7 separate regions of the Mus musculus genome follow, and regions 2, 3, 4, 5, 6 and 7 are each linked to region 1. A link is a loop called in an ENCODE intact Hi-C map of the cell type or tissue named here. Cell type or tissue: left cerebral cortex. All regions are shown on one strand. Each heading gives the region's core, and the rest is flanking DNA. Links, peaks and the distances in the headings are about the cores only. Region 1 holds the start of Gm32652 (a long non-coding RNA gene). Region 2 has its middle 52 kb from the start of Dpt. Region 3 holds the start of Blzf1 (basic leucine zipper nuclear factor 1). Region 4 overlaps Nme7 (NME/NM23 family member 7). Region 5 overlaps Gm51669 (a long non-coding RNA gene). Region 6 has its middle 86 kb from the start of Gm26685. Region 7 has its middle 81 kb from the start of Gm26685.

Region 1 (4,326 bases), core at 139-4,138:
GCCTCCAGCAAGTTAGCCTTCTCCACTGGGCTACAGCTCAGTGCTGTCCCCATTGGGGGTGACTTTGGATCTCCTAGTGAGTTATTTCTAATTCCATCCCACACTGCCCCAGATCTTTCTTGTTTAGTTAGATAAGATGGCTCTAATTATTGAGGCTGAAGGTCAGAATGAGAATGGATCGCTAGGGCTGCCAAACTGTATGCCCCGAAGCGCACTTTCTGGTTCAAGAACACAACTCCTTCCCCCACCCTACCCCCTTGCCCCTCCCGCCGTCCACTCTGAAAAAAGCCACTTAGCTCTTTATCTTTGCCCAAGTTAGGGCCAACGGCTAGAGAAAGTGTCCTCTGCCCCCTGCCTCTCTCCCAGCAGCATGAGAAGACAGCATTAGGGCAGCATTAGAACTCTCTTGGAAGAAGGTTCCCTTTCAGAACGCAAAATGTCTGTCAGCCCTCTCTACCAGTACTGCCACCCCCAAGAAGCCACCGTGGACAGGGAAGGCCTGATAAGCATTCATTTACAATTTTCCCTTCATTAGCAAGAAGCCTGCTTCTCTCCTGGGGTGAGACAGAGATAGCTCATCTGCATTTTGATTGCTGTGTTAGGATAATGACAACCGAAAATAGGCTCTGAACTCCCTCTATGACCAGTTTCCATTAATTAGATTTAATTGTGTGACCCAAGCAGGGAAAAGAGATCTCCTTGCCTGTCCATGCATAAATCATATCTGATTTATCCCACTGTGTTTTCTTTTATGTCTCATCACACCTCCCAGTGCTGGAACCCAGGAGCCCGCCTGCCCTCCCCCACCCCTCCCCTCCAGCCTGCCCTCTCCCACCCCTCCCCTCCAGCCTTCCCAGTGGTGACTGAGATACTAGCCTGCCTTATCTCAAAACAAGGAAGTTTGCTCACAATGCTATCATGCCCATGAGTCTGTAAGTGACACTCTCGGTTGGCTATGGCTTGGTTTTTCTTAAAGCTAGGAGAAAACCCATCCCTAAGGGTCTTAATTGGTCTAATTCTCAGCAGTCATAACTATGGTCAAAGCAGAATGCAAAGTCACAATTTTCTGCCGATCCATGACAGAGACAGAAGATGTGAATATAAATACAAGATGGAGAGAATACATTGGCATGAGTACAGCTCAGTATCTTCATGATGGAGACTGAATATGTTAGATACGTTAGGATGACTCAGGGGTCTAAGGCAGTCAGGAATCAGAGGCAAGTCAGTGCATCTCTGAGTCCGAAGCCAGCATGAGTTCTAAGACAGCCAGAGCTACAGAGAAATCCTGTCTTTAAAAAAATAAAAATAAAATAATGACAAAACAAATGGTGTTTGTCTGTCTCTTTGTCTGGTACAGATTTGATTTTTACCTTGTGAAAATAAAAAAATGCAATCTCAAACATTGTGTTTTATTCCACTATAGAGTAGTGTGTGTGTGTGTGTGTGTGTGTGTGTGTGTGTGCAATCTCATAATTCTGCTTTGAATTTGAACTCATTTGGCCTCCTACTTATTCTCTAATTATTTAATGGGTTATGTAAAATCTCTGTCATGTAGTCATGTTGTATTTGTATGTGAGTCATGATTTTACCTTGTTGAAAATTGTGTTTCAGCATAGAATTTCCACTTACTATTGGCAGCTGCTATATGAGTAGCTATTTGCTATAGCGACTTCAGCTCCATTTTCTTAAAAGAAAGTGCCAGAAAAAGATAAAGGTCATTTGGCAGGCTAGGCAGTGGGTGGTAAATCAAGCCCCTTGCCCAATACCAAGGAGGCCAGGGCTATGAGAGAGAGAGAGAGAGAGAGAGAGAGAGAGAGAGAGAGAGAGAGAGAGAGAGAGAGAAAACGTAACTATATTGATTTGGATAAATACTGAGGTGTATGGATAGATAGCCTTTGCCCTACTGAGAACATCATCAGATTTGCGGAGAACAGATGAAATAATCCACACATTGATCCTCTCCAACAGAAAAGCAGAATCAGGGGAAGAGGTAATAGGTGTGCGAATTTACAGAAAAACGCAAGCAGTTCCCCCTCAAGGGCTTCAGGTGCCCTGTTCAACTGAAGCTTTATTATCCGGACTTGTCCTATTTCTTGTCGCTATACTCAAAACCCTAGAGGGCAGCAGCGCGCCCAGAAGGACCTAGCCCAGTTCCTCCTGCAGAATGAACTCAGCGAGTCCTCAATCATCTCGCATCCTGTACACCCGACTCATTGTCAAGCAAACCCCAATAAGGCAGTCGCCCACCTACCCCACCCCCCATTCCCATGCCTCGGCACTGCGGGATTAGGGCTCTGGGCTCCATCACTGTCCTGGTGGACGCCTGCAGCAGGCTCCCCCAGACTCTGCACTGCAGCATTGCAGCAGCGCCTGCAGCTCCTTGTGCTGGGTGGGAGCTCTGCACTGCGCCGCCGCCGCCGCCGCTGCCACCCCCGCAGCTCTGCGCAGCCTCTGAGCCGCAGTTTACATAAGCCTGGCACTCACAGCAGTGAGCTCACCTTCTCTGGGATCTGGATGCAAACTCCCTGAGAGACAGTAAAAGCCAAACCGCTACTAGATTGCTCCTCACCCCCCAACCCCCAGGAACTGTCAAATGGTCATACCCTTAGTGGCGAAACCGGAGCCGGGAAATGCCCCCAGATAGGACAGAAAACATCTCACCATGGACAGCGAACTCTTCTTCTTTTAAAACAAAAACAACAACAACAACAACAACAAACAAAAACAAAAAAAACAAAAAAACAGCCACACTTGGCAAGGTATGTGACTTTGACCTCTGGTAATACAGTTTCCTCTAACCGGCTGCGATGGGCAGGGTTAAAGCCAGCCAAGGGCGTCAAAGTCAGTTTGCCAAGAAAAATAAAGGGCGAACTGGTTTGTGCTGGATCCTCTTAATTGCTTCACTTCACTTACTGACTGACCTTGTAGGTAATTTTTCTATCCTTCTCTCCTGGCTTTTCTAGAATGTTCAGTGGAAACACGGAGAGTTTTCCTCTGGGGGCAATAGGCCAGTCCCAATTTCACGCTGACAAAAATAAGTGGCACTATGCATTTTCTCTCTTCTCCAGCCAGTCTCAGCTGCTTTCTTCCGCCCCTGAGAAACTTGGAGTCTCACTCCAAAAAGCTCGGGCCCTAAGATCCTCTGCCTCTCACCTCCATCCTTGCCCTTCAGAGCAAAAGATGTAAATCAAACCACAGATGTGTGACTCCTCCCCTCTACGGAGAAGGAAAGAACTCACTCTGATCAATACTATCATGCCTAGGCAGGGAGTAGCATAAAAATGCTGAGATTACTCTACGGTGAACATGCTTGCCACAAAGCTTGATGACCTGAGTTCTATTCCTGGGACCCACATAGAGAGAACTGACTCCCACAGTTTGTCCCCTGACTTCAACATCTGTACTGTCACACACACACACACACACACACACACACACACACACACAGAGAGAGAGAGAGAGAGAGAGAGAGAGACAACATAGGTAAATAAACCATTAACTGATTAAAACTTGTAATTGCCATAGGCCTCTGCTAAGAACTAGGACTGCTGTTTGCTATCACCGAGCTTTCTACGCCAGCAGGGTCAAATAGGGAGAACTTGGACCTGATACAGAAAATCAGGGCTGCCCAGTGTACCCTGGATTAAGGGGAGGACATGGAACCTTCAGCCTGGAATGTCATGGGCAGACTTAGACAAGCTGGTCACCCAAGTCAGGGATAGGATGCTAAAGGGATTTTTTTTTCTTTTCTTGGAAACCTGAGCTCTGGATTGAAAAAAGGTTTTCTTTTCTTTCCCAAAATATATGAGAGTATTTTCTCTCTGAGGAATTACAGCTAAGACAAAAGATAATGCCCAGCAAGCCTTTCAGAAACCTGACCAGCAGGACTTAAAGAGAGCAGTAAACAGGGCAGGATTCTAGAAGTAGGTGTCAAGACATCTAACGGACTAATAATGTTCAGGACATTTAATCTTCAGCTATGCCCTGCTTATGCCAGTTGGAGTGGCACAGGCATAAAAAAGAACGCCAAATCCAGGATGGCATCCCCACACATGCCCCTGGCTGCCGCTACCCCCACCTGGGACCTAGAATAGCAACAACCATCCTCTGTGTGGCATTTACTGGGCATCGTCAGATGCCGTCTCTTAGAAGTGCCAGATGCACCATCATGGAACGAGCCCTGGCCTACAGTCAGACACCTGAGTCCTATTTTCAGGCTGGTCCTTCTGTCTGGGGACCTTAGTCAAGCTCTTAACCTTCTCAAGTGATCTATAAATGTGAGGAATGTTTTCCATCCCTTCTTTGCTACTTATTGTAGCAAAG
Region 2 (4,326 bases), core at 137-4,136, 150 kb before region 1:
GTGGCCGGCTGTCCCCGGCCCACACAGGGTGCTGCCTCAGCCCCTCTGTGCTTCTGCCTGTTCCAGAGGCTGTCAGGTTCTCTGGCGCACCCTCTCACCTGTTCAGACTAATTTCCTAAGTTCGGCGGGTCCCGGACCAAGATGGCGACCGCTGCTGCTGTGGCTTAGGTCCATTTCTGTAGTTTCTTAAACAGAAACAGTAGTCAGTGTCACGTGACTTAGGTCTTATTAGCACTTCGGTGTAGAAAAGGATCATTTATTGGTGTAAGCAAGTCCCTGTGTTGTGACTGGTTTTCAGCAAAGCACAGTGCATTCTATCTACCTCTAGGGCCTACAATGAAACTTATAATAATAACATCAGATAGATTGGAACACAGTGACATTTTAGCAATGACCACATACGTTCAACCTTAATAGAATGTGTCTGCAAATGTTATTGACAGTTTAAATGCTAATTTTAGTTATTTTTCAAAATTGTTGTCTTGGCAAAGCCTCTATCCAGTTCTCATTTTCTTTAAAAAAACAATGCAGATTCAATCAGAATTATTTAAGAAAAAAATAAAAAAGTTCAAACTTTCTTTTAAAGTTAAGAAAACTAAACTTAACTACTACGTTGGCACAAAAGTTGTCTTCTGCTTAGTTTAGTATTCTGGCATATACCAAAATGTACTATGTACTATTTAGTATGAGAACCGTATGTGTGTTTAAATCTACAGTAGTCATGTTGCAGATCTGTGGAACTTAATTATCATACATATTCATATTGCTTGACAATTCACAAACACTGAGAGAAGCTCTACTATGATACTTCTGTATGTGTCTCCGGTTTCCTTTGAAGACTAAAAATAATGTTCACAAGAATAGACGTTGCTTCATGGAACCTTCATAGTCAAGCAAAACTCAAGCGCCTTCTATTCCAATCAATTTCGTTTATAGTCAAGGAACTCAGAGCTTGCCCATGAGTCCCAGACGGGGCTGTGTCCAGTGGCCAGAACGAGGCTAGAAAAGGAAGTTTGGTTTTTCCTCCAATTCCTTTACTTTCTTACAAGAGATAGCTCTAACCATGACTCCCTCGAAAATAAATGGTAAAAAGGAAAATTTTAATGTTAAACGAAGGTCAATCTATTAAGAATTTCTCCATAGAGTGGATTCAGTACTTAGGGCACATTACAGAACTCTCATTGGTTGCACAAGGTGCAAGGTGAACACACTATGCTACGCTTCTCAGTTCTAAAGATAGAAGTGTCTTGACTGCTTGTGCATCATGCACCATTTTCATTACTTCTAGACGATCTAAACTAGACAAAATATAGAATTATAAGCCAAATTTTCCCTTAGCTAAAATCCCTTAGTGATTTTTCATTGTCTACACAGGTCAAAGACTTCATTTCACCCTGGCTACATCTTCATCTTGTCTCTTACACTGCCTCAACCTTCTTCCTTTTATTATGCAATGTGGCTATGACTTCTACTATGCCTTTGTGTTTTGCTCTCCCTTGCAGTTGAAGTGTCTTCATGACATAGCAGCCTCGTTTCTCTTTTCTGGCTCATTTTTGAGGCTTCAGGTGACATTGTCAGTTGGCTCTCTTTGATATGGCCAGTGCTCCCCAACTTCCTGGATTTTATTCTTCTGCCCTGATTAGGTATTTCCCTCTGCATACTTGATCTCTGCCTTTAAAACAGGTAATGACAAAACACTTTGTTCGGTGACCACCTGATTTACTGTGGGTTCCTTGCAGGTTTAGTTTACAGCAAGCATAAGGTCTGACATACTGTAAAAGCATGGTATGAATTCAGTGAATGTCACTGGGATAATTAAATGATGAATAATTAAATGAGCTAATATATACAGAATGCATAGAGCGGTAGTTGGCACACTAAACATAGAGCATGCCAAGGAATAAATGAATAAACTTTAAGTTCTTTCCAAGTCGTGTGTTCTTCTGTGTGGTGAACATTGTGTTTCAACAGGAGTCAGACAGCAAGTGGATAGTCACTGGGATTTGTGGAGAGAACTGAGAAACATTCCAGTTTGGTTAACTCTAATGAAGAATTTTAAATGGGGAAATATCTTATATAGGTTCTGCAAAGAGTTCTAAAAGTGAACTGTGTAAAAACCACACACCCTGTCCAGTTTCATGGAAGCTCTCTTAGTATACAGAGAATGTGGCCTGTTGTTATTGTTCCCAGAGGGAGGGATATTATCCTTGCTCCTAGGCATTCAAGACTTTGAGTCTGTGACAGCTCTATGCCTAAAGCATCCACTAGGGGTCTAACTTTTGCAGTATTGTAATCCTGGGGGAAATGGTTCCATTTCCTTCTTGCCTGTAGTGGCAGTTGTTAAGGTCTATGTACTGGTTGTACAGTCAGCCAAACTCCCATCATACTGAGAAGAATAGGAATAAAATAAACTTCTTAAGGGTAGAACTTTTCTCCTGGCCTAAGTTACTCTTCCACTCTCACTAGAAATGGGTGACTATAGCACTGGCAATTCAAACATCTTCTCCACTTGTAGAATGGTTTATATAGGTTACCATCTGCATGTAGCAGCTGGACTCAGTCCTTTCTAGTACTGATGCAATTTTTTTTCCACATTTTATTTTTACTACAGATCTGTTGCATGCTATAAATTTGAACTTTTGAAATTCTTTCTCTTTTTTTTTCCCCTTCCCACCAGCTGCCATTCTAAGAGTATCACAAATTCTGGAGTTCATCTCATTTCCACTCCAAGTACAGTACACTGTTGATAAACTTATTTCACATGGTGGCCATTAGTCTATTTATGAGCCTTCAGCTCCTCTTTAGGAGATGTTGATTTATATTGGAAAAAATGAACGTTAATATTTTCATAGGCCTTGTATTTGATATTTTCACAAATACTGTGGTGTTTTGTCTTTGAAAAGCTCTGGTTTATTGTGTAGGAATTAATTCATCACATTTGTTTTACAGTTTCAGTGAGTCTTCTAGGTCATGCAGAAAGAAAATGTCAGCAGTAGAATGACAGACCTGGCTTGGGCTATAATGCATGTGCTCTTATTTGCTAGAAATTACCATATGATGTTAACCATGAAAGCACCCTAGGAGATACTTTCCATGTGCACTGGTTTTCTTGGAGTGATAGATTTTTAGGGAAGAGAATTCAAGGGAGAAATTGAGGGTGAAGTGTGGAGAAGTGAATGTTTGTACACTAACAGAACTGACTCATTTTCTCCTTGAAAGTTTTACATATCATGATATTAATTAATGTATTGTCATTGTGCTGTCTGTTCTCTATGTAAAGTGAAAATATGCCTTGACTGCTCACCACTCTCTCATGCATGATTCTAACATAGTAGAAAATGGAAACAATGTCTAGAAAGCATTCTCCAGTTTTCTCTCTCTGATTCTCTCTTTCTTTCTTTCTTTCTTTCTTTCTTTCTTTCTTTCTTTCTTTCTTTCTTTCTTTCTTTCTTTCTTCCTTCCTTCCTTCCTTCCTTCCTTTCTTCCTTCCTTCCTCCCTTCCTCCCTTCCTCCCTCCCTCCCTCTCTCCCTCCCTCCCTCTCTCTCCCTCCCTCCCTCCCTCCCCCTCCCTCCCTCCCTCCCTCCCTCTCTCTCTCTCTCTCTCTCTCTCTCTCTCTCTCTCTCTTTCTTTCTTTCTTTCTTTCTTTCTTTCTTGGTATTTTAAATCTTTATTAACAACTTATTATAAGACAGTAACTTTCTAAATTTCTGAGGATGTGAAAAAAAGTTCTGCTCCTGGGTATACAAGAATATAAATATTTCCACTCTGGATATATATATATATATATATATATATATATATATATATATATATATATTTATTTATATATATATATACATATATATACACACATTCTCATTTTTGTGTGTGTATGTGTCTAAAATTTTTGTAAGAGTAACCATGAAAACTTAAGTGAAGAAGAATTTTTCTCAGTTTAATATTAAAATATTCTGACTCTCCTAGTGGCAGAAAGTAGTGTGGTTAGAGGAGCTTTGGACCAACAGAGAGGAAGTACTCATAACACCTGGAAGTGAACCACCCAAAAGACAGTATAACTGAAAGTCTAGGAAATGGTTCTTTCTTCTATTATTTAGATTTAATCCTTTTAGACATACAATCTTGATGTAAATACCATTATTATTACCCTTATATTATTATTATATCTGCCATCTCTTACCCCAAATAATCACCAGCAGCAACGTTTCTCATCTGATTTCTTTTCAACTTTTGTGGTCCTCTCTGTGCTGCATGTAAACGTCACCATGGACAATGTCTTGCTGGTTATTTCTGACAGAAGGCGTCCCTTCTACAGGGCCTAGCCAATA
Region 3 (4,326 bases), core at 1-4,000, 590 kb before region 1:
TAAAGGATGCAGACAAGTGACATCAAATATAGGTATAGTTTTCATTGATCCATGTAGCACAAACATCTGTTTTCACTAACAATAGTTACAGTGTAGTAAAAATAAAACGAACAGTTGTATTACCTGCCTTACTAGATAATCAAGGGGGAGCTCTCTGAGTTCAAGGCCAATGAGTTCTAGGGCAGCCAAGGCAACCCAGAGAAACCCTGTCTCAAATAACGCCCTCCTACTCCAAAATAAACCCAAAACACAACCCTCCCCCCCAAACCAAAAAAGCAACCAATCAAACAAAAAACCAAATCAATTATTATCAAAACAAAAACACTTACCTTTGTTTTCCGAACTTTTAAGGGTAGTCATTTTTTCCATAACTAATGAGAATACAATCCAAGACTTTCACCGAAGACCTAGAGATGTATACATACGAAAGAATTAAAGCAATAACAATATATTCAGAGAATGCATCTACTTTAAAAGTTATTTTTTAATTGTTTCTGTCTTTAGTACCCACGTTCTTCATTATTTCCTTTTGACGGGCTGTAATGTATACCTGTTAAATAATGAAAACCCAGGCATAGGTTTAAGTGGTCTCTGGAGTCTAGACTGTAGAATAGGTGACCACACGTCCTAAAAGCTGACTGTTCCTAGATGTATACGATTCAGTACCCGGTCTAACTTCCTGAACATCACAAATCCTTGCCCTGGGAATGCATCCTGAAACTCTATCCAATGGCAAACAGAGACTTTAAAGTCAGAAACTTCGCTGGGACCATGCGATGCCGATGAGCAAGTGTCCTTGTCTAAGAAACACCGGGTGAAGGTGTGGGGAGGCATGGGTGCCGAGTTTAAAAGGAGAGGAGGTGGAAAAATTAAGCCTGTCAGCCTCATTCCCCAGGAGTATGAGCCCAAGTTTGTCCCTGTCAGGAGGAGCCTCTTCCCAGAACAACCTTTAAATCCCAAACCAATGGCTGCCGAACTCCAGCCCAGACCATCCTCTTCCCACCGCGTCCGGCACACGGGCCGGCTCCAGGACTTACCTGTGATATCCTTACTTCAATGTCCACCGCTCAGGCTCTTCACTCGCTCAGCAGCCGGCTGACTTGTAAACTCCCCTGGCACTCGGAAGCCAACCCGCCCAAGCCTCCCTGACACGCAGCGCCTCGCTCACTCTAATCACTTCCTATTACACAGGGTTTCATTTCCGGAATGCTCTTCTGAAGGACAAGGACCAACTGACACTTCGTGCTGTGTGTAAAATGAAGAGAGACAGGGTCTACTATGTATCGGCTCGGAAAGCGAAAACTGGAAGATATCTACTTAAAAAAAAAGTACCAATAGATAATGCAAGCGGTATGGACGCTTAAACTTCCGGGTCACTACCAGCCAGACGGAAGTGAACGCGTTGGAACGGAGAAGGTGGCGTCGCGTTGCCCCAGGCGATGAGGCAAAGGGTGGATCTTTGAGTGAATGGGCGGGGCCTAATTACTCCCAGCCAATGGAGACGAAGCAGCTTCGAGGCGGCGTCTTCGAAGCAGTGGCTGGAGGAAGGCGGGGCTTGCGTTGCCAGAGTAACCGGATCATTGGTGGTGGTGTAGTCTTCCTGTGTACAGGAATCTATTTCCTGTGCTGAGATCTACAAACTATGGTAAGTGTTATAGGGAGGCCCTATGAAAGGCTCCGAGACCCTGGTTACGGAACATCCAAGTCTTTGGGCGATTGGGCACCCCGCCTTTCATCACCTCTTACCTCGCTAGGAGCAGTTCCTTCTGCCTCTGCGCACCCCTTTTCTTGCAGCACCCTAATTTCCATTTTAGCGCCACTAAGACCTCAAGCTAGAGCAATGTAACAGAAAGTAAATGGGGGTGATATGGAATCTAAGAAAACCCGATGAGAATTATTTCGAATAAACCGTTTATAAGCTTGCATTGTTTATCTTTTTCGTTTTTCAAGCTTGCAGACCCTTATCGACGTGGTGCTGTCTCAACACTAACTTGGATCTGAATCTCCCTGAGTGCTGGAGTCAGTTCTCCCAAGCGGTGGAGTTCTACCTTGCATCTCCTACCAGGACCGCTTAGTAATAGCTGTCTGCTGGCTCAGCGTCTAGTTCATTTCATACTTTCCAGATCACTGTGTTTTAGCAGGTATGTTTTTCAGGATTACTTGGAGAGTTCTAGCATTCACCAACACCACCATAAATTATGACTGAATAGGAATGGGGCTTGATACTTTGCGTTTTAATAAGCCTTTAGATGGTTTTAATGTACCCATTGCTCTAGTGCACAGAGTTCTAGTTAACTCATCTTTAGTCATCTCTGCACTTGTGCGTGGTGGACGGGACAGAGCAAAATGTTGCCTTCAGGTGGGTGTAGCTGTGACTTAGCAAGAGGCATCTGCACAATGAGGCTTTCTCATTGACTGACGTTCAGCAGTCCTTTTTGTTAACCAATCTGGTCCTTTGGTACCAAAGAGACCTTTTCAAACCTTTACTTCACAGACCCAATCTCTTTCCTCCCTCTTTTCTCCTTTCTAGGCACTTGACAGAATCTAAGAGGCAATGTATTCAGTATTGGATTCCAAATAATCAATGATTTTACCTATTCTGTAGCCTCGTATTTCTACTTTAACGAAGGAAGTGTGGAAGTGACCGTTCATCTGTTTTGCTCTTGATTTCTCTTGCTCCCATCTATTGTAACCATTTGTGGCATGAAGTTAGTTAGCATTTGATCTGGTGTGTGTGTGTGTGTGTGTGTGTGGTGTATGCTGATTTTGTTTTGTTTTGTTTTGTTTTTCGAGACAGGATTTCTCTGTATAGCCCTGGCTGTCCTGGAACTCACTTTGTAGACCAGGCTGGCCTCGAACTCAGAAATCCGCCTGCCTCTGCCTCCCAAGTGCTGGGATCAAAGGCGTGCGCCACCTCGCCCAGCTAAGCTGATTATTATATAAGTACTTTTCTTACTGTGACTCATGATTCATCAAAATCAAAACTTGGTCCTTGAGCATGAAGAGTGGAATTCTCCGGGCATGCAGGCTTACCTTAGAGACAGTCCTCTTACTGTTTGGTAGAAAAACTGGGGCTGGGGGTGGGGTGGGGTGGGGTGGGGGAGGCCTAAAAACAGTTAATTAAAAATCTCAGGGTTCCCCCTCCCCTCCATTTGCTGTCAGTCCTTTCTGAGAAGCAGCAAAATGTTTTGAAAGGAGGGGAAGCTAGATGTCCTTCCCTCCGTGTGCAGTCTGGGCACAGGCAGACAGATGTATGTGGCAAAGGCCGATAGGGTGATAGTGTCTGTGGAGGATGGAGGTTGTTCACTGACATAAGTATATAACCAGCATTGGGGGTGGCTCCGTTGGTGAAGCACTTGTCTTGCAAGCGTGAGGACCTATATTCAGTCCCCCAAATGCACTCAAAACAAAAGCTAGACATGGTGGCATGTGCCTGTAATCCCAGCACTGGAGAGATGGAGACAGGTGGATCACTGGTTGGCCAGCCTATCCTATTTAGTACATTCCAGGCCTGTCTCAAAAACCAAACAAGTAGTAACAAAGGGACCCGTATCATACAAGGAGAGAACTAACTCCCCTAAGTTGTCCTATGACTTCTATATATGTACTCTGATACACGCATTCATGATACATAAATGTAAAATTAATGAGGAATGACACCCAAGGATATCCTCTATCTTCTACATGCATATGCATACACGTTTTTGTGTGCCCCAACACACGTGTATATACACACAATGAGTTCCAGGCAAGCCAGAGTTGTGTAGTGAGACCCTGTCTACACACCTACACACACACACACACACACACACACACACACACACACACATGGGAGAGAGAGAGAGAGAGAGAGAGAGAGAGAGGGGGGGGGGGGAGAGAGAGAGAGAGAGAGAGAGAGAGAGAGAGAGAGAGAGAGAGAGAATAAATAGTTTGACATGCAGTCAAGGTCATCACAAGATGTGGTTTTCAAACTGAGATTTTAGTAATAGAAAAGATCTCAGGTGGCTCTGGATTCCTCGAGGCAAGGTGAGTGCAGAGGTGTATTAGAGGCTCTGGAGGAACAGAGGACTGGAGAAGGTGGGCACAGACCCAAGATACTGGAGTATATGGCGCTTGGCAAGAATTTTAGATTTTATTTTTTGATGTATTAGCATATGTGTATGTGTGTCTCATATGTTTTATCTATTTCATCATTTAAATTGTTTCCTCTTGATTCTACCTTGAAACTTCAGCCATATTAATTTGATCTAGCAGTACCAATTTTTTTCTTCTGATCTGTAACCCTTACTATTGAAATTTCTTAGAAAATATTCTCTCTCTTTGGAG
Region 4 (4,326 bases), core at 105-4,104, 580 kb before region 1:
CTGGACCTGGAGAACTTAGACCAGTGTGGCGTGGCATTGTGACGCTTTAGGAGTGGAGGGGATTTCCGGTTTTCCTAATTCCGATGATTCTGACACTGAGATTGTCACCTAATGCGTAGTAGAGTCACCTAATGCTCTAAATTGTGAATAGCAGTAGGCCCATAAAACAGTAAGCAGGGGACCACCGGATAGATGGCTGCCGGTTAAGAGCACTGGCTGCCCTTCCGGGTGACATGGGTTAATTTGCTAGCCCCACGTGACAGCTGACAACCATCTCTGATTCCAGCTCTGTGGGATCTGACACCCCCTGCTGGTCTCCACAGGCACTGCATGTGCAGCAGAGACATCATGTCGGCAAAACATCCACATATATAAAATAAAGCGAAATACAGTCTCAAAAGTGTAGTGATACGTGGACATATTGAGGATAATAATCATTTCATAGAGGTTGCTTTTTACTTCTGCTGTTATGGTGGTGATGGTGGTGGTGGTGGTATGTGTGTGTGTGTGTGTGTGTGTGTGTGTGTGTGTGTGTTGGTTCTAGTGGAAACTAATTCATATACTTGACTGATATTTTTAAAAAACATGTTCATGATCTCCGAATCTAGTCTAGTCTAGTCCCCAAATTTAAAGATAAGCAAGCTGAGACACGCTTTGAGGCGACGTGCCTCAGGGCGGCGTGCTTGCTGTTTGTCATCCACTGGCTGTGTACACTTCCTGTGTCTACCCAGCTGACCCCGTACTGAATTGGTTCTGGCTTCTCAATGAAGGGAAGGAGTTAAAAGCTGAAAACTAATTTTACACACACACACACACACACACACACACACACACACTCTCTTTCTCTCTCTCTCTCTCTCTCTCTCTCTCTCTCTCTCTCACTAAATCTTTATACCACAAGAAAGTTATTCTTGAGGTAGCTAATAGAACCTTTATTTTTAAGTTGTTTTCCTCTCATATAATAGATTTAGGTGTGAGGGGGCAGGTGAGGAGAGTCATCTGTTATTCACCCTCCATGACGGTAGAGGTTGAGCCTGATAATTAATTTATTAGTGGCTAAAAACCAAGGCTTCAAACTTGCTTGAGAATAACCTGGGGAGATGACCAAAAAAGTCAGTCACTTTGTAATGTGAGGGGTCAGACATTGTTGGCCTGACCTGGCATGAAGATGCTGTAGTAGAACCAGAAGACAGCCTCTTTCTCTTAGGAATTGGAACGGGAGGGAAGCCCGGTGCTCCTCGGAGTTCCTGTCTGCCCGCTGCTGAGTACTTAGCTGGCTGCAGCTCTTTGAGTAGTGATGTCCTGATTTTATGAACACTCAAGGCGATGGTGCAGCTCTAGTGTAGCCCAGGTTGAGGTTTTTACTTTAATTTTTTTAAGTTACAGCTCTGTTTAATTTCTAAAGTGCCATAGGTAGGGTGAAGGTGTTTAACGTTTTCTTTTATTGAATTCTAGCGAATGACTCTGCAGCTTTCTTGTAGCTGTACAGAGAATGACATGTTAGCTTTGTTTTTAAACCTTCAGTTCATAGAAGACAGAGTGAAACATACCATTATTTACAAAAATTTATGACTCACCTGGTGCTGCTTGACTAGACCCTTTACAAGTTTGCTATGATTTAGCTCATAATCGCAGGATTAAATTGGTGAACTGGTTGTGTGACTCAGCTTTGGTGACATGTTGTAACCACAGTGAACACTAGGTGGCGCTCCTCCATCACTGGATGGCATCCTTTTCAGTGCCTCTGAATTTCATTGGTGTTCATATTGATGAGCCACTCAGATGCCACCTTTGTTGAAGTCAGGAATGCACAGAACCACTGATTATGTCTCATAAAGTGAAAGATTAAAAAAATGTGAACGATGAATTCTTCTGTTGGATTAAACCTGAAAATGCTGTTTGTCTTACCAAAAATGTAAGGATTCAACATTAAATAATATCTGAGTTGTGTGAGGCTATCTAGGCAAATGCATGAAAGAAAACTCTGTCCTAATACGTATGTCTTCAGGTAGGCTCTGGCAATCGTGGTATTAACACATGCTGGCATACACAGGCTTTTCTCACTATAGAAGGATGTCTGTGTTCATAGCCTCTCAGTCCCTGTCTGCTTACCATCAACACACCATCTTCTCCAGTCACGAATATTCAAACACCCTTCACTCCTGACAAAAATGCAAACAGAGTCGGGAGTGACTTGCAGCTAATGCCCCGTGGTGATTGTTGCAGCGCATGCCAGTCCACATGTGTGTTTGGCTTCTGCAGCATTTGGCACCTAAGGCTGGGTCTTGCTGTGCTCATTCTTGCAGTGGGCTGGGCAGGGTTCGGGATGAGCTACAGGTGCCCTCGTGTGGCACACATTTCCTAGCCAATGGAAACAGTGCTCTGAGACGAGCACAGCCTTCTCTATGTGCACAGACGTTAGCCCCGTTTGTCAGTGACACTGCTTATCTATGCTGTCAACTCCTAGAGAGAAAAATGAATAGAGTAGTCTAGGAAGGGTTGAACTTGCTAAAAGTGCGGAGGTCAGTTTAAGCACCACAGTGGAGACAGGAGCCCTTCCCAGTGTATCCACGCCTCCTACGCCAGCTTCCTACACCAGCTTCCTACGCCAGCTTCAGGTTGTGGTGCCTTTTTGTTTCTTGAACTCCATCTTCCCCATCATAACTCTATACTTTTTATCTCCCTGGAATATTTTTCTCCTAGGTCTCTACATGACTGGCTTCTCCTTGTCCTGGTATTGTCTTAGAGGGAGACCTTAACTGTCTCTCCTAGTTGGAGGCCGGTTCCTTACCTCTTTTACCTAAAATTTATCACGTATACTTATTCCCTTTCCTTAGAGCATTTATCATGACAAGTATTGTATTGTTTGTTTTTACATTCTATGCAAAGTATGAAGAGAGATAGGAAATGAATAGGTATGGTCTATATTAATAGAGCTCTGTCCATTTTGAATATTCTAAGTGACTGTTGTAGTGTCTGACAAAGAGAAGTCATTAATTTTTTATTAAGCAAATGAAAGAAATAAATTCAACTTTTAAGAATGCCTACCTTTCCCTTTGTGCCTACCGGTGGATACATACTGCTTTTCAAAGTTCTTCATATATTTACTCAAAAAGTATTGTGTTGCATTTTCTACATACTGCAATATACTATACTATACATACATTATACATGTAGTCCTTTCAGATGCAGTCTTGAGCCAAACAGACATTTTAGCAGGGGAAGGAACTCTGCAGTCAACGTCTGTTGCATGAAGACAGTAAGTGCTACAGGGAGAATGGCTGGCTGTTGTGAGCAGTGAGCCCTCCTGGTGGTGGATAGAACTTCAAGGAGGTGGCCAAGGTCTCTCTCATAGAGAAGAAGATGAAAGTGGAGCAGGGTTGGGGAGGAGAAGGAGTGAGCCATGAGATATTGGAGGGAAACATCCCAGGAAGTAGGTAGGAGCAGCGGTGGGAAGGCTCTTGGGTGCATACAAAGGATTATGTGCCTAGGGCAAAGTCCGCAAGAGTGAGCGTCATGGGAGGCCATCGCAGACAGACAGATCTCACAGGCTTTGCTTGAATGGAGACACTTCATACTCGTGTACTAGAAGACTTGATTTTCCAATGGGGTAAATAGACTGAACACAATCCCTGGTAAACTCCCAGAGGCTAATTTTGCAGAAACTGACAAGCCCATTCTGCCTTTGAGATGGTAACATGAAGTACTGAAGTTAGCCGAGGCGGTGTGTATGTGTGTGCATGAGTGGAAGCGAAGAGGCCAGAGGTCAACACTGGGTGTCTGCCTATTTATTTCCCATCTTACCTTCTGAGTTCGTGTCTTTCACTGAACCTGGAATTCACTGAAAGGCTGGGTTGGTTGGCTAGCAAGCCTCAGAGATCTGGCTGCCCATCTCCACCTCCCGTGTGCTAGAATTACAGGTATGTGCCGCCATACCCGGTTCTTTTCCATGTGTGCTAGGCACCAGACTTAGCTTTTCATGCTTGCATGTTAAGTGTTTTACAAACTGAGCTATCTCCTGAGTCCCAGCCAAGATAATTGCTTAAAAGTATGAAATTGGAAGATTTGCCTTTCCTGAATGAAAAAGGTGTAAAGTTTCTGTTTTAGACAGTGTGATGCAGCCCAGGGATAGCTAGGTTTCATGATGAGTGGAACGGAGTTCAGAGCCCAGAGGTAAACTCTTGGCAATAAATTAGTTTTTAACAAAAATGTCAGCACCATTCAGTGAGAAAAAAAGGAGTATTTGCAAGTTATTGCTGGGATAACTGAATATTTGCATTACAAGGATCAATTTAGAGTCTTGCCTTGAGTAGCTCAAAAAAAAAA
Region 5 (4,326 bases), core at 186-4,185, 120 kb after region 1:
TGCAAAATCCATTCCATGGAGCCCTCCTCTGAGTGAGGAGGGGAACAATGTCCCCAGGCTTTCAGAAATCAGGCTGCACAGTTACCATGGTAACCCTATTATAGTCCGGCAAGTACTCTCTGATGAAAACCTGGAAGCCAAATGGCAAATATGGCTAAGCATTACTGAAAGCCCTGCCGTTTATCATGTGGACCGTGTCATTTAACAATTGCTGAAATAACTCCAGAAGGCCTGACGTCACGAGAGGCTCAGAGGGGCATCCTTCGCCTTCTTGTTTATAGCAGCTGTGGGACATCATACATGCTGGTTTTCATACAAAGACCCACCCCAATCAAACCTTGCTCTTCCCAGTGAACAGGGTTTAAGCTTTGAACAGGTATTTATCAACCGTATTTGTCATTATACGGTCTTGAGGATACAGAGGTGAGCAAAGCAGAAAGTCCCAGTCTGCATGGAACAAGTATTCATTGGGAGTGGTATTGTGCAGGTATATAAAAATGGAGAGTTATGCCTTCAGGGTGGGTTGATGATCTCTAGAAAGATCCTTATAGGGATTGAGTCTAAGGCTGAGGGGTGACCCAGGGATCCTAGAACTCTGTGCTAACTCATATCAACTGGATCAAAGTAGGACGTGGTGGCTTTAGTATTAGAGTATATACTATTATCAAGCAATTTATACTTAGTATTATTGAATTATACAATACTATAGTATTTAGTATTATCTAGAAGTATAGTATTATATATAATATCGTATATTATAGAAACGGTGTATTTGGGGAAGAGGGAACAAGAGTCTCCGCAGAGGCGCACACACTTGTGGGCCTCTTTCTTCTTATTCTGATGATAACTGCCTCAGAATACAGACATTTCACCCAGGAGACGTGAGGCCTTAGCTCTGTAGGGGGCGGTTCTGATGCTTTGATTGGGAATTCCTGTGTGAATGCTGAAGGTCCTGTTCTTCAATTGGTTCTCGATCGATCAATAGAGATACCAGCAACCAATGGCTGGGCAGAGGAGGCGGAACTTCGAGGTTCCCGCAGGCAGGCTAGGAGATGCAAGATTGGAAAGGGAATTCACCTTGTTTCAGAGGGAGAGAGAGTCATCGGCCACATGAGATGTCCGGTGGAGTAGTCATTGGCTGCTTCCCCAGGCGGGAGATTAGAAACGCAACCAAGCTAAGGGCAGATTTACAGTGTTGAGCAATGAGTGAAGGTAAAAGCACGCTGGCTGCGGGAGCCTTAGAAGAGCCCAGCCGCTAAGCCATAAGGCAGGTTCAAAATGAGCTCTGTGTGTCTTTCATCTGCAGGTCCCTCGGAACCAGGGCAGTGGCTGGTAGCACAGTCTGCCTGGAGCTTAAAGCAGGGTAGTAGAAACTACATGCTACAAGCTCTCACTCCGTTCCTATAAAAAGATAACAAACAGTGGGCAGAATCACCAACATAACTTACGTGGAGACCGTCTTTTCCCACAGCTTTTACTGTTTGGGGAACTTTATTTTTCATTATTTCATCAAGTAAAAAAAAAAAATCCATCCTGAAGCATAACTAGATTTTCATAGTCTAAGGACATGTTCAGTCTTTCTTTGTCCCTTTCTGACCCTAGCTTTGCTTGGACAGTAACTGAGCTGCCATGAGAGAATCTAGCAATCAGTGCTGAAAATTATCTAAACACATGAGGGCCCATCCTCATTGCTAACCTAACTAAATATAGAATCACCTAGGAGACGTCTCTCTGAGTGTGTCTGTGAAGGATCTTCCAAAGAGGTTTAACTGGGAAGGGAAGATATGGGTAGCAGCGACCCATGGGCCACCCAAATGCATGGGGGCAGGGGGACACTGCCTTCCTCTCTCTGCTTCTTGACTGTGAGTACAACATAATGAGCTGCTGCACACTCGCATCACCATCATTTCTCATCATAATGGACCACACACCCTCTTAAATCATGAGCCAAAGCAAATCTTTCTTCTTTTAAGTTGCTTTCTCAGCTGTTCTGTCTTCTGTCATAGCAACAAGAAAAATACCGGATGCATCTCTCCTACCTTTACTACAGACCGATCTCCCAATTCACAGAAAATTAATACCAAGACCCTCCGTTCTCTTATGAGCACCATGTACAAGTACCCTATGTAAAATCACCTAATATTTGCATATGAGCTATTCTCATCCTTTTGTATGTTTTAAATACTAAGTTAATATCTAACCCAATGCAAATGTCATGTAAAAATTGATACATTGCCTGCATAGGAAACAATGACAAGGAAGGGGGTCTTAATGTGTTCTGCCCGGACATGATTCTAAAAATATTTCCCATCTACTTCATTCAAAACCCATGAACATGGAAAGAAAGCTATGGTTACCCTTCCACCTCTTGATCCTCACGGTTGTAACAAAAATGCTTCCCCAAGGAGCCCTACTCACTGTTGGTGGGTCTGTAAACTGGTACAGCCTCTGGAGATATCAGTAATGGAGTTTCTCAAAACCCTAAAGATATAATTACCATATGAACCAGCAAAGCCACCCCTGGACATACCCCTAAAGGACTATATAACCTGCCGCAGAAATATGTGTACAGCCCCATGTAGTACTGCACTGTTAATAACAGCCTAGTAATGGAAACAGCCCCCATGTCCATCAACTGATGAGCAGATAATGAGAATGTAAGACATTTACACATTGGGATTTTACTCAGCCATAAAGAAAAGTAAAGTTGTGAAATTTACAGCTAAGTGGGTGGAACTAGAAAAAGTATTTAGCCTTATGGTTAATGCTGATCCCAGCAATTTGACAGGGTCTACAGAGTCTTTGGAGACCAATCTCTGTGTCAAATCCCTAATAAAACAGTCTAAGAGAAAAGGAAAGGTCTATTATCATCATTGTTACTATTTTTGTTACTGTTGGTGGTAATATGATTGGATGTCAGAAGACAACTTTATAGAGTCGGCTCTCTCCTATTATCTTGAAGTTGTTCCAAAGATTGAACCAAGGTACTAGGCTTGTGGGACAGGTGTCTTTACCCACTGAGCCATTTTGCTGGGCCCTAGGAATGCTTATTTTGGTTCACAGTTGCAGAATGTTGGAGTCCATGATGACAGGGAGGCAGGCATCATGGAACTGCTCCATCCACAGTGACAGAAACGAGAAACAGCCGCGGTTCCCACTGTGGTAGGCAAAGAAAGTGAAGCCAGGCTGTCTATACTCACCAAAAACCATCTTTAGTGCCACATTCTGCCTGTGGGCCCCACCTCCTAAAGTCTCCAGTGCCCCACACCGCAAAAAGCCACCAGCTGTGAACAAATGCCCAAGATAGGAGCCAGTGTGAGCCAGACAGTTAAGATTTAAGCCCTACCACTTTCTTCCATCCATCTTTTACTATCTTCCCCTTCTGTGCCCAACTGTTTCAATGCCCTGGGGGACTGGGGGAGGCAAACTTTCACTTGCAGAGAAACCATACTAAAAATAAACCCCAGAGTCCTTTGCAATGCCGTCCTACCTCACTGACTCACATAGTACTTCCTCTCTCTCCCCCACTTTACTCCCTCGCCTGCTGCTCCGCTTAAAATTTCCCAATGCTCCCCTGAGTTCGTCCCTGTCCGTTTCCACGTTGCTCTCAGCCTGCTTTCCTTAAGGAGCCTTATGGGTTGGCAAACTCCTTAGAAGTCAGCTACTTTAACTATTGTGTTTAAATGTTAATTTATTGCTCTGATTTTTTTTTTCAGGAATTCAGCTTTGGCCCTGCTGTTCTCAAGCCCACAGGTCTAAGGCTGGCATGCAACAAACATTTCCTCAATCCTCAAAACTGCTGAGAAACCTTCTTCCGAGTTTTTATGTGTCTCTTATCCCTTTTTAATTAAAAGCGTTGTTCCTCAAAGACTTCTACTCAAAATAAGCATGATTTAATTTAATTTCTTTCTGTCTTCTTTTGTTTAGTCTCTGGTCTGATACCCTTGTGATCATAAACTATTTCAAACGCACCTTGTTTTAGTTATAGTTTGAGTTATCCTTCAGCTGAGTACCTAATTATTAGTAAAATCACCATTTCTGTGTGGAAATATTCCCAATAAGGTCCAAAAATCCAGCTTGAAAAAATTACATTTTTAATATTAATCTTTCTGCGAATTGGGAACACTATTTAGATGGCTTTTAAAATCTTAAGAATCCCAATTTAATTTTGCTATTCCTTCTATTTTGAGGAACAAAAAATAATATGCCCACACCAAACACAACAAGGAGAGTTAGTCATGGCCAAATTAAGCTGTTACTAATTAATTCTGTGTATAACTGGTTTAGATACATTGCTAACTACTGTACGCCTAGACAGGCATAATC
Region 6 (4,326 bases), core at 154-4,153, 310 kb before region 1:
CAGCAATCCGCATTTCATCAACGTCTTCAGGCCATTTGCCCTCATGCAAACGTTTGAGCAACATTATTCTTAGGGACTCAGCCAATCACAATTGTTTCCTCATTCCATAGTGTTAATGTTAAACAGAGTTAACAAGCACCAACGGGTGTTTATTATTCAGAAAAAAAAAACTATTTCTGAATGCAGAAATAAAAGAAAAATTAATTCCATTCCACAAGAGGTATATTGGGGTGCTGGAGTTTCATAAGCTCAAAAAAATGTCTCCTGAGGCAAGGCGCTGCCGCGCAATCTGTTCTTGTTCCCATGTGATTGAATAAAGGAATGAGAGACTCTGGTGACCTTGAGGTACCAAGATTCATGAAAAAGGGGTTCGTGTAAAAAAAAACTCTCAAAGGAATAATGGGAATGGGTTGGTCATCGATAAGTTCATTTCCCTTTGATGCCCAGGTATGTGACATTGACAGCCGCACGGTCATTGGGAACTCTGGTTCCCTCTATTTTGTTATTTGTCCTCAAAGAACACCTTGAATTTTGTGGCTCAGGATGGTTGTGTCACCATCACATCCGTATTCCACCCAGCTGGAAGGAAGGAAAGAAATATGAAACACACTTACACTAGTGAGTACTAGTTACGTTGCTGTAATAAAATACCCTGTCAAAAATAAGTTAAAGAAAGGCTTTATTTTGGTTTAAAGTTCCAGACAACCCGTTATTCAGTAAAGGTGGGACATCAGGAGTCAGAAGCCTGCCCAGAAGACAGGAAATACTGTGGTCACATATAACAGGACTTTCTGGACCTGCCAGTGGTTAAGTAACGATGTAGAAACTTATAATATTTATAAGAGTTTAGGCGTTTAGCTTGGGCTACCTCCTAGCTAGCTCATCTAACTGAATCTTATTATCCTAGCGCACAATTAGTTTTTTTTCTCAACATTTTGAAATATGATTTTAATTGAAATAGAAGTACATTACTTTCCCCCTCCCTCCCCTCCCTCCAGCCCCTTCCTGCTGACCCGTCCTTAATGCCTCCCATGTTCCCCGACTCTCTATTGTGGTCTTTTTTTCTTTCTTATGGGTTCTTCCCAGAAGTACAAATAAAATGTTCATTCTGACACCAGTGGGAGATTATACTCCTGGACTCATCAGATGGACAGTGCTACCTTTCCTAGCACAGAAGCATGGCTTTTGGTAGTATTTTGACATTGTAATTTTAGTGAGATATTTGGGGAAACGCCATCAGAGTCTAACCCTTGAATCTCTCTCTCAGTGCCAGGATGCCCAACCCCCTCCATCTCCTAGAGATCATCTCCCAGAGATCCTCGCTCAGAATGGAAGTCCTGCCTTCCCTTTCCTGCCTAGCTATTGGCTGACAGAGTTTTCTTAAGGCAATCAACAGTTGAGAGAGGAAGAGAGTTTACAAACCATGAGGCTGGTTATGAGCCATAGGAACATCAATAACAACAATGCCAAGATTCTGCTAGCTCTGGGCTAGTACAGCAATCAACAATTGACAGTGCAGAGATACCTTTACACCAATGTACCTGTTGAGGTACATACACATAATACAGTACTCAATACTGTTGAGTCACATTTCATCTGCACACAAGGGGGGAGAGAGACAGAGGGAGAGAAACAGAGAAAGACAGAGAAACACAGAGAGAAACAGAGATGGGGGAGAGAGAGACAGAGACAGACAGAGAGAGAAAGAGCAGACGTCCAGGCTGTAAAAACTCAGAGGCAGTTCCCATTTATGTGTTTACTTCCCCCAGCAAAGCTCTGCCTTCTTAAAGTTCCATAACTTTTCTAAACAGCTACCAACTGAAGATGAAGTATTCAATTACACAGCCTATGGGGGACATTTCTCACCCACACCACAAGTAATGATGAGACAGTGTGGTCACAGCCATAGAAAATGTGTATCCACAACTCAGGGATGCTGTTGGCCTTCAACATCCTTGGCTTTAGATCTATTCCTATTTATTTTGTTTCTCTATCATATAGCAGAGTCCTGTAGGCTATTTCTTCTAGGTCCCTTTGCTTGCATGTTTTCAAGGATTCACCCCAGTGTAAGATAGCAGGCTAGAGGAAGGGTGAAGCTGGGATATTTTCTCCCATCTGCTTTTGCTTCGTGCTATGACTGTAGTGGTAGCTGTATTATGTGTGTGACCCAACCCTCAATGCCCTATAGGTTCTAGGGACTCTGCCTTTTTTGTCTTTTTAGTCCATAGGTGGTACCAACTCCTTGAATGTTCGTTGGTTCCTAAGTTGCTTTACCATGCTCTTGGGTTTGCGTCTTTCACTATCTGAAATCATTTTCTTGTATTAAACACCCAAGCTGTGAGAAGTCAGAGCTCAGCTTTATCTAGAGGTGACATCATAAAGAAAGTAACACTTATCACTGCAGGGCTGCAGACTTCCATGGACATGAATTCCAATATGGATCCCAGGTCTGGAGAAGAGCACAGGTAGAGATAACTGAGGTGATGTAGGTCAGGGAGGACAAGGGACCACAGATGAGGACCCCTCGGTGAGTCAAAGTGCTTTTGGGAAGCAGGGCATTTCTCCAACCCTGAGACGTGGTACACTTCAGACATCATCGTATGGCTGAGTATTATTCCTGCTGTGACAACTGCGTACTGGTCTTCCATAGGAAATTGAACAGTCTTATTTTTTTAAATCTAAAATCCTAAAAAATATTCTGCCAGATGCTTCACTCATCCTGTGTCCCTCCCCATCCGCCTATTCACATTGGCATGTGGACATGTTCCCACCAAATGAGTCAGTCAGATCGGAACATTAGTCTATTGGAGCAGATGTCACTTTAAGAAAACAACATTTCACCATTGCACAAAGCTTACCAATAGCATCTATCATGTGGCGATGGTGCTGATCTAAAGGAAAGGGGTAATTTTTGGTGAATTCAAAGGAGATAAGATGGCTATAATTATAGGGCATTGCTTCTAACTAATCCCAGAAAGAAGAAAGGCTGTTTTGTATCATGTTGAGATAGGGGAGGGAGGAGGGAGGGACTTGGCAAGGAGGGTAGGCTGTCAGAGGGAGGAGGTGGGAGATGGCAGTGTTTAGGGATGGTATTTTTGTGTCTTACTTACCCTGTCTCAGACTAGACGCTTCCCAGCAAGTAAACAAGACCTTTGAAGGTCGCTGAGGAGAGAATCCAAGGGATTTGCTCAGTGAGAACACCTCCCTGTATCTCACAGGTTTCCTAACCACAGCTCCTCTTTCCAAGCCCTCATAAATCCGCCTGCTGCCTGTCGTGGTATCATCTCATATTGGTCTAGTGTAGAATCTTCACCTCTCAAACGCAACCAGTATGAAACACAAGGCAGTTCGTTAGCGGGAGCTTTATGATTGTGGTGGTGACAACCATCTGCTACTGTGACCTAACCTTTTGTGCATTCACACATAGATTCCCTAACTAGGTCGACACTGTGTGTTGAATGTCATCCTCAGATTCTCTAGCTTCCCATGTATGACATAAGTTCTCAGTGCATGTTGACTGATTGGTGAGGTATCAATGCAAGTGGCTGTGAGGTTCAATGGCCTCCCCAATGGGAGGCAGAAACTAGTATATTTTGTGGAGGAAGGAAATTAGCATCTATAGAGAACCTATGAGCCAGGCCTTCTACTGCAATTATTTTACTTCAGCATTGAGAAAGACTGCACAATAAATATACTCAAATTAGTGCTGAGGGAATGGAGATTTGGAGAAATTGAGGTTAGTTTATCAATGCTACAAAACTCATAGGTTACAAAAGCTAGGGATTTAATCATATGGTCATTTGATTTCAAATTTTATGCCCCTTTAAAATGAAGCTTTATTGTCAAGGGACATCCCCTCCCCCCACTTCACTTCTTTCAACCTGACCAAAATCAGATGATTCTCACAGGCTGTTTTAGCAGTTGAAGACTTTTCAGTCTGTCTGACTGAACTTTGGAAATACTCTTAGGAATAAAATGAGGTAGAGAAATAGCCTCCCTGCCATGTTCACAAGCTGGGAGATGTTGTATTGCAAAGGTAAGAGTAGCTAATGTTGAAAATACAGTTACCTTTGTTAGATTACTAAATTTAAAATAGAGAGATTGCCATGAATTATCTGAGGGGCTCCAACAAAGTCACAAGGTTCTTTAAACAAGGAGGAAGGGAGACAGAGTGATGCAGAGTGGGAAGAACTCGCATGTCAGTGTGGGATTTGATGGTGGAGCAAGAGTCTATGAGCCAAGGAGCATGGGTTCCAACTAAGACCTGGAAATGCAAGGGAGTGCTCTTTTGTGGAGTTTCTAGAAAGAAATTAATCTCTCCAACAT
Region 7 (4,326 bases), core at 151-4,150, 310 kb before region 1:
ACAGATTATTAAAGAACTATACAAAGTCATAGTCACAACTTTGGACATGGAATTGTGTCAACACCTCACTTGCAGCAAATAGATTTGATTTCTGGAGATATAAATGAAAAAAAATGTCCCCCATAGGCTCATGTGTTTGAATACTTGGTATCCCAATAGATGGCGTTGTTTTGGGAGTTTCAGGAGATGTAGCCATGATGGAAGTCAAGTTTCAGGTCTCTGGGGGGTGTATAGAGAAAGCATATGGCCTCACCTCACTTCCAGTATGTCTTTTCTGCTTCATGCTTGAGGTTGAGATGTGAACTTCTCAGCATCAATGCCTGCTGCTTGCTGTCCTGCCTCCCTGTCTCGACAGATTCCTATTCCTCTGGACCCATAAGCCTAAAGAAACTCTTTCTTCTGTGAGTTGGAATTTCATCATAGCAACAGAAAAGTAACCAAAGCATATTGTAAATAGTAGTCTGCAAGACTTTCAAGGAAGTATTGTTCTTTATATGGGCAGGTCCAGGATCTACACTTCAGATAGAATCAGCAAGGTGTTATCTAGTTTGTTTGGCAACTTCTGCTTACTTGGGTAGCGTTTCTGTTCTATTTGTAAGTTTTATCTTTTTTCCTTGAGATGTTTATACAATATGCATAGCTGAAATACTATTTTCTTTTCAAAACACATGTATGTTATTGTTCTACATCACATAGTTACCCTGCAATATAACAATACTCATGTGTATCCTTTGACACATCTTATTTCTCCTTCTCTGCCCCTCACAGTCACCATTCTCCCTGTTTTTATGCATTTTCCTTTTAGACATTTCCACATATAAACAAGATCATGCATCACTTTCTTCCCGTCTGTCTTGTCTCAGCTAGTGTAATATCACTCATGACAACACAGTGAAACTGGGGGATCAGATCTTAACTATTAACTATTAACACTTATGAGAGTAGCAATGTACTCTCTTACTAGTATAGAAAACTGTATTTTCATAAACTGTTGGGAAAATGTCAAACAGTGCTAGTTTTGGGGAGGTAACTTTGACAATGTTAGCACTCTTTTTTACCCCAGGTTCCATATTAATTATGTATCTCTAACATTAAAAATGCCAAAGATTAATCACAGATAGATACATATATGTACATATATATGTATTATAATATATATATATATATATATATATATATATATATATATATGCATACAAACACACACACACACACACACACACACACACACACACACACACACACATATATATAATTCCAGATTCCAGATATAGTTAAATCTCCACACAAAAAATGTCATAGTTCATGTAATGGGAAATTATATAGTTATTAAAGAATAAGAACGGTACTTACAAACCACAGTGGAACATGTATCAAATCATACTGTTAAAGATTAAGAAAGCAAAGCCAAAGGAATATATGAAGCATCTTTTCTTCTGGTAAGAAAGAAGAGGATTCTTTAAAATGCACATATTTTTCTTTATAAAAGAAAATATAAATAAACCAGAAAACATTAAATGATGGGTCTGGAAAGGAAAAAAAGTGGATGTGGGAAGGGGTGGTATTTAGGAATAACATTGTGTGCAGTTTTGTTGTTTGAAAGAACTTGTATGTTCTACCTTAAAAAAAATACAGTTGAAGCTGGGCAGTGGTGGCGCATGCCTTTAATCCCAGTGCTTGGGAGGCAGAGGTTGACAGATCTCTGAGTTCGAGGCCAGCCTGGTTTACAAAGCAAGTTCTAGAACAGCCAGGGCTGTTATACAGAGAATCCCTGTCTCAAAAAAACCAACAACCAACCAACCAACCAACCAACCAACCAACCAACCAACCTACCAATCAACCAACCAACCAACAAAAAACAAAACAAAACAAAACAAATGAAATAGTGAAGCAAACAGGATGGGAAAGAGAAAAGGACTTTCCACTGAGAGTAAGCTGAAGCAAACAAACTGTTAGGGCACTTTAGATAAGTTGTATAACCACAAAGAATGAGAGAAAGAATGAGCAAGCCAGCTAATTATGAACATGGCATTTACATTATATCCTAAGTCTTGAACAGAGGAGAGAAGCTAAGAGATTCTAAACTGAGTAGAATTCCTTCTTCTAGTTGGATGGACAAAGAAGTCTGAATCTACTTTTGATATATTATAGGACTAAGAATATGAGTCACTATGCATTTCCTGAGTGCTAACTTAACTCATTGTGGACAAAGAACATATATGGAAAGGGGTAGGCAAGGAAAAATCTCAAAGGGTTGGATTGTATTAGCAGCATCTAATGAGTCATCATTTTGAGACTACACACCTGTTTATGTAAATATGTGTATATCTACATGCTTATTTGCATACATAAATTTATATACATATATTTCTACTAGCATGCAGACCTCAATTTATCTTTTTAAAAAATATGTACTTGTCGATGTTTTGTTTGTATGTATGTCTGTGAACCATGTGTATGCAGTGCACATGGAGGCCAGAAGAACTTTGGGTATCTTGGGATTGGAGTTCCAGATGGTTGTGAGCTGCCATGCAGGTGGTAAGAATTGAACTTGGGTCCTTTGGAAGAGTAGTCCAGTACTCTTAATTGCTGAGCTGTCTTTTCAGTGTCATAGACATCAATTTATCAATATAAATTTTTAATAAAAGAAATCAGGAACTCTTGAAGAAATGGCAATTCCAGCACAGAAACAGTATACTAAAAAATGACCTTGTGGTATTTTTCTCTAATGGGGAGGAAGGAAGAGTCCATTGATGTTAAGAGATATTAAGGATCAGTGATTGTTGCTTCCTGTTATTTTTGCTGTTAGATGTGTGGATGTTTCAGTCTTACTTAGAAGGGGGAACAAAATAATCTCAGGAAGTAGAGGGAAGGAGAGAGGTGGGAGGGACAAAGGAGGGGAGGAGAAAAGGGGGGCAGGATCAGGTGTGGGAGGAAATGGGAGAGATGTACAGAGGGTCAGGAAATTGAACAGAGGTGTGTATCAGTGGGGGATGGGGAACTGGGGGTAGCTACCAGAAAGTCCTAGATGACAGGAAAAGAAGCCAGTCTTGGTCTGAGACCCTGGATGGAGTCATTCAGATGCAGAAACAGTGATGTCCAGAAGAACATGGATGAATGGGTGGGTAATGGTTGAGGGTAGTGATGGATGGGTGGATCAATAGATAGGAAATAAAGATGGATGGATGGATGGATGGACAGATGGATGGGTGGGTGGGTAGGTGGAAGGATGGATGGATGATGGATGGATGGAAGGCTGGGTGGGTAGATGGTTAGGAAAGAAAGAAGAATGATTGGATGGACAGAAATACAGAATAAATACATATATACATATGTAAGTACATAAATAAATACATTTATATACATATAGATGATAGATATATAGATAGACAATAGATAAAATGATTTTTTATTGAATATGAAAACTCATGAAATAAAGACTTTATGTAGCTTTCTCTTGGGGTCAGTTGAGGGACTATGGTGAGAATTCACACATCATAAGCACACAGCCCTGCAGACCTGGAAGCGAAGCCAGTCTTGGCCTGAGTCCCTGGATGGAGTTGTTCAAATGCAGAAGCAGTGATGTCCAGAAGAGCACCAGCTCTTACAGATCAATGAAGCTCAGGAACAAAAGGCCTCAGCGAGCTGGTGGTCTGGGAAGAGCATCATTTGCACCTTTGTGGCTCTTCCTTTGCAGTGGAGAAGAGGGAGTGTTGCTGAAGATGAGGCCAAGCAGTGCTTTAAAAGCTCAGATTGTTCCAAGGGGCGGGGATGAGGGGGAAGGAGACAGCATGGGCAGAGGAAGAGAAAAAAGAGAAAGGAGGAACAGGAAAAGAAAGGAGGAAGAAGTCTTTAGTTCCGCTGGCATCTAAATTTGGTAGATGTTTAGACAGCCAATAATTTATTTCCAGGCTTGCAAAAGCATTTATTCTGCCCTGCTGTCGACATGAGATCTCACACACATTTCACTGAAGTGGATTAGCTCACCGGGGTTGCATTTTAACCCACGCTCGTTGGCAACACCGTTATCTCTGTGTGGGAGGCACACAGGGGTAGTAATTTAGTTGGAGGAGGGTGACAAGCTAGCAGACGTGCATTGAGACTGTGCTTGAATGGCAAGCTCCCATTTCATTTCTTTGGTTCCTTCTTTTTTTGAACCTTCATTGTATACTTATTTGTGACAGCGAAAAAGCAGAAAGTCGCCCCCAATTGCTCTCATTTGCTGATAGCTCAGCAGTCACAGCTTAGAAGAGGCCACTGCAGTGTCACTTCCATAAGGTCACAGCATGTCATTGGGCAATGTGGACAGCAACCATAGACTCACTG

What was found. A loop is a pair of places that touch in the nucleus more often than their neighbours do. Peaks named below come from ENCODE experiments on the same cell type or tissue, not always from the same donor. Only the 100,000 strongest peaks of a DNase experiment are listed, where the experiment ranks them.
Region 2: a loop joins it to region 1, with 2.8 times the contacts of the local background. A loop is called at or near these places in 7 of 42 quality-filtered maps.
Region 3: a loop joins it to region 1, with 2.6 times the contacts of the local background. A loop is called at or near these places in 16 of 42 quality-filtered maps.
Region 4: a loop joins it to region 1, with 5 times the contacts of the local background. A loop is called at or near these places in 17 of 42 quality-filtered maps.
Region 5: a loop joins it to region 1, with 6 times the contacts of the local background. A loop is called at or near these places in 10 of 42 quality-filtered maps.
Region 6: it touches region 1 in a loop (3-fold over the local background); 4 of 42 quality-filtered maps call a loop at or near these places.
Region 7: a loop joins it to region 1, with 1.9 times the contacts of the local background. A loop is called at or near these places in 6 of 42 quality-filtered maps.

The regions. Positions count from the first base shown.
Region 1 is chr1:164,896,793-164,901,118 of GRCm38, forward strand. Gm32652 (a long non-coding RNA gene) reads right to left here and starts at 2,864. Exons shown (of 5, transcript XR_865700.2): 1 at 2,607-2,864. In left cerebral cortex, for the core only: a CTCF peak has its summit at 2,115; DNase peaks (open chromatin) are centred at 1,175, 2,175, 2,415 and 3,013; H3K4me3 peaks cover 992 bases; H3K27ac peaks cover 1,695 bases.
Region 2 is chr1:164,742,875-164,747,200 of GRCm38, forward strand. No RefSeq gene overlaps it. Among named protein-coding and RNA genes, the nearest start is that of Dpt, 52 kb to the right of the region's middle. In left cerebral cortex, for the core only: a CTCF peak has its summit at 2,261; DNase peaks (open chromatin) are centred at 2,298 and 2,513.
Region 3 is chr1:164,306,110-164,310,435 of GRCm38, forward strand. It overlaps Blzf1 (basic leucine zipper nuclear factor 1), which reads right to left and starts at 1,375. Exons shown (of 7, transcript NM_001160209.1): 1 at 1,038-1,375; 2 at 330-407. The coding sequence starts at 369. Nme7 (NME/NM23 family member 7) reads left to right here and starts at 1,563. Exons shown (of 14, transcript NM_138314.4): 1 at 1,563-1,645; 2 at 1,951-2,141. In left cerebral cortex, for the core only: a CTCF peak has its summit at 2,052; DNase peaks (open chromatin) are centred at 1,182 and 1,493; H3K4me3 peaks cover 2,118 bases; H3K27ac peaks cover 1,019 bases.
Region 4 is chr1:164,315,184-164,319,509 of GRCm38, forward strand. The region is part of intron 3 of Nme7 (NME/NM23 family member 7); the gene reads left to right. Among named protein-coding and RNA genes, the nearest start is that of Nme7, 9.7 kb to the left of the region's middle. In left cerebral cortex, for the core only: CTCF peaks have their summits at 311 (motif pointing left) and 1,702 (motif pointing right); DNase peaks (open chromatin) are centred at 304, 1,705, 2,237 and 3,977.
Region 5 is chr1:165,017,885-165,022,210 of GRCm38, forward strand. The region is part of intron 5 of Gm51669 (a long non-coding RNA gene); the gene reads right to left. Among named protein-coding and RNA genes, the nearest start is that of Gm51669, 41 kb to the right of the region's middle. In left cerebral cortex, for the core only: no CTCF peak of the experiment used is centred there; DNase peaks (open chromatin) are centred at 1,004, 1,863, 2,651 and 3,484; H3K27ac peaks cover 1,505 bases.
Region 6 is chr1:164,587,498-164,591,823 of GRCm38, forward strand. No RefSeq gene overlaps it. Among named protein-coding and RNA genes, the nearest start is that of Gm26685, 86 kb to the left of the region's middle. In left cerebral cortex, for the core only: no CTCF peak of the experiment used is centred there; DNase peaks (open chromatin) are centred at 2,458, 2,827 and 2,991; H3K27ac peaks cover 1,411 bases.
Region 7 is chr1:164,582,482-164,586,807 of GRCm38, forward strand. No RefSeq gene overlaps it. Among named protein-coding and RNA genes, the nearest start is that of Gm26685, 81 kb to the left of the region's middle. In left cerebral cortex, for the core only: no CTCF peak of the experiment used is centred there; DNase peaks (open chromatin) are centred at 2,040 and 3,992; H3K27ac peaks cover 780 bases.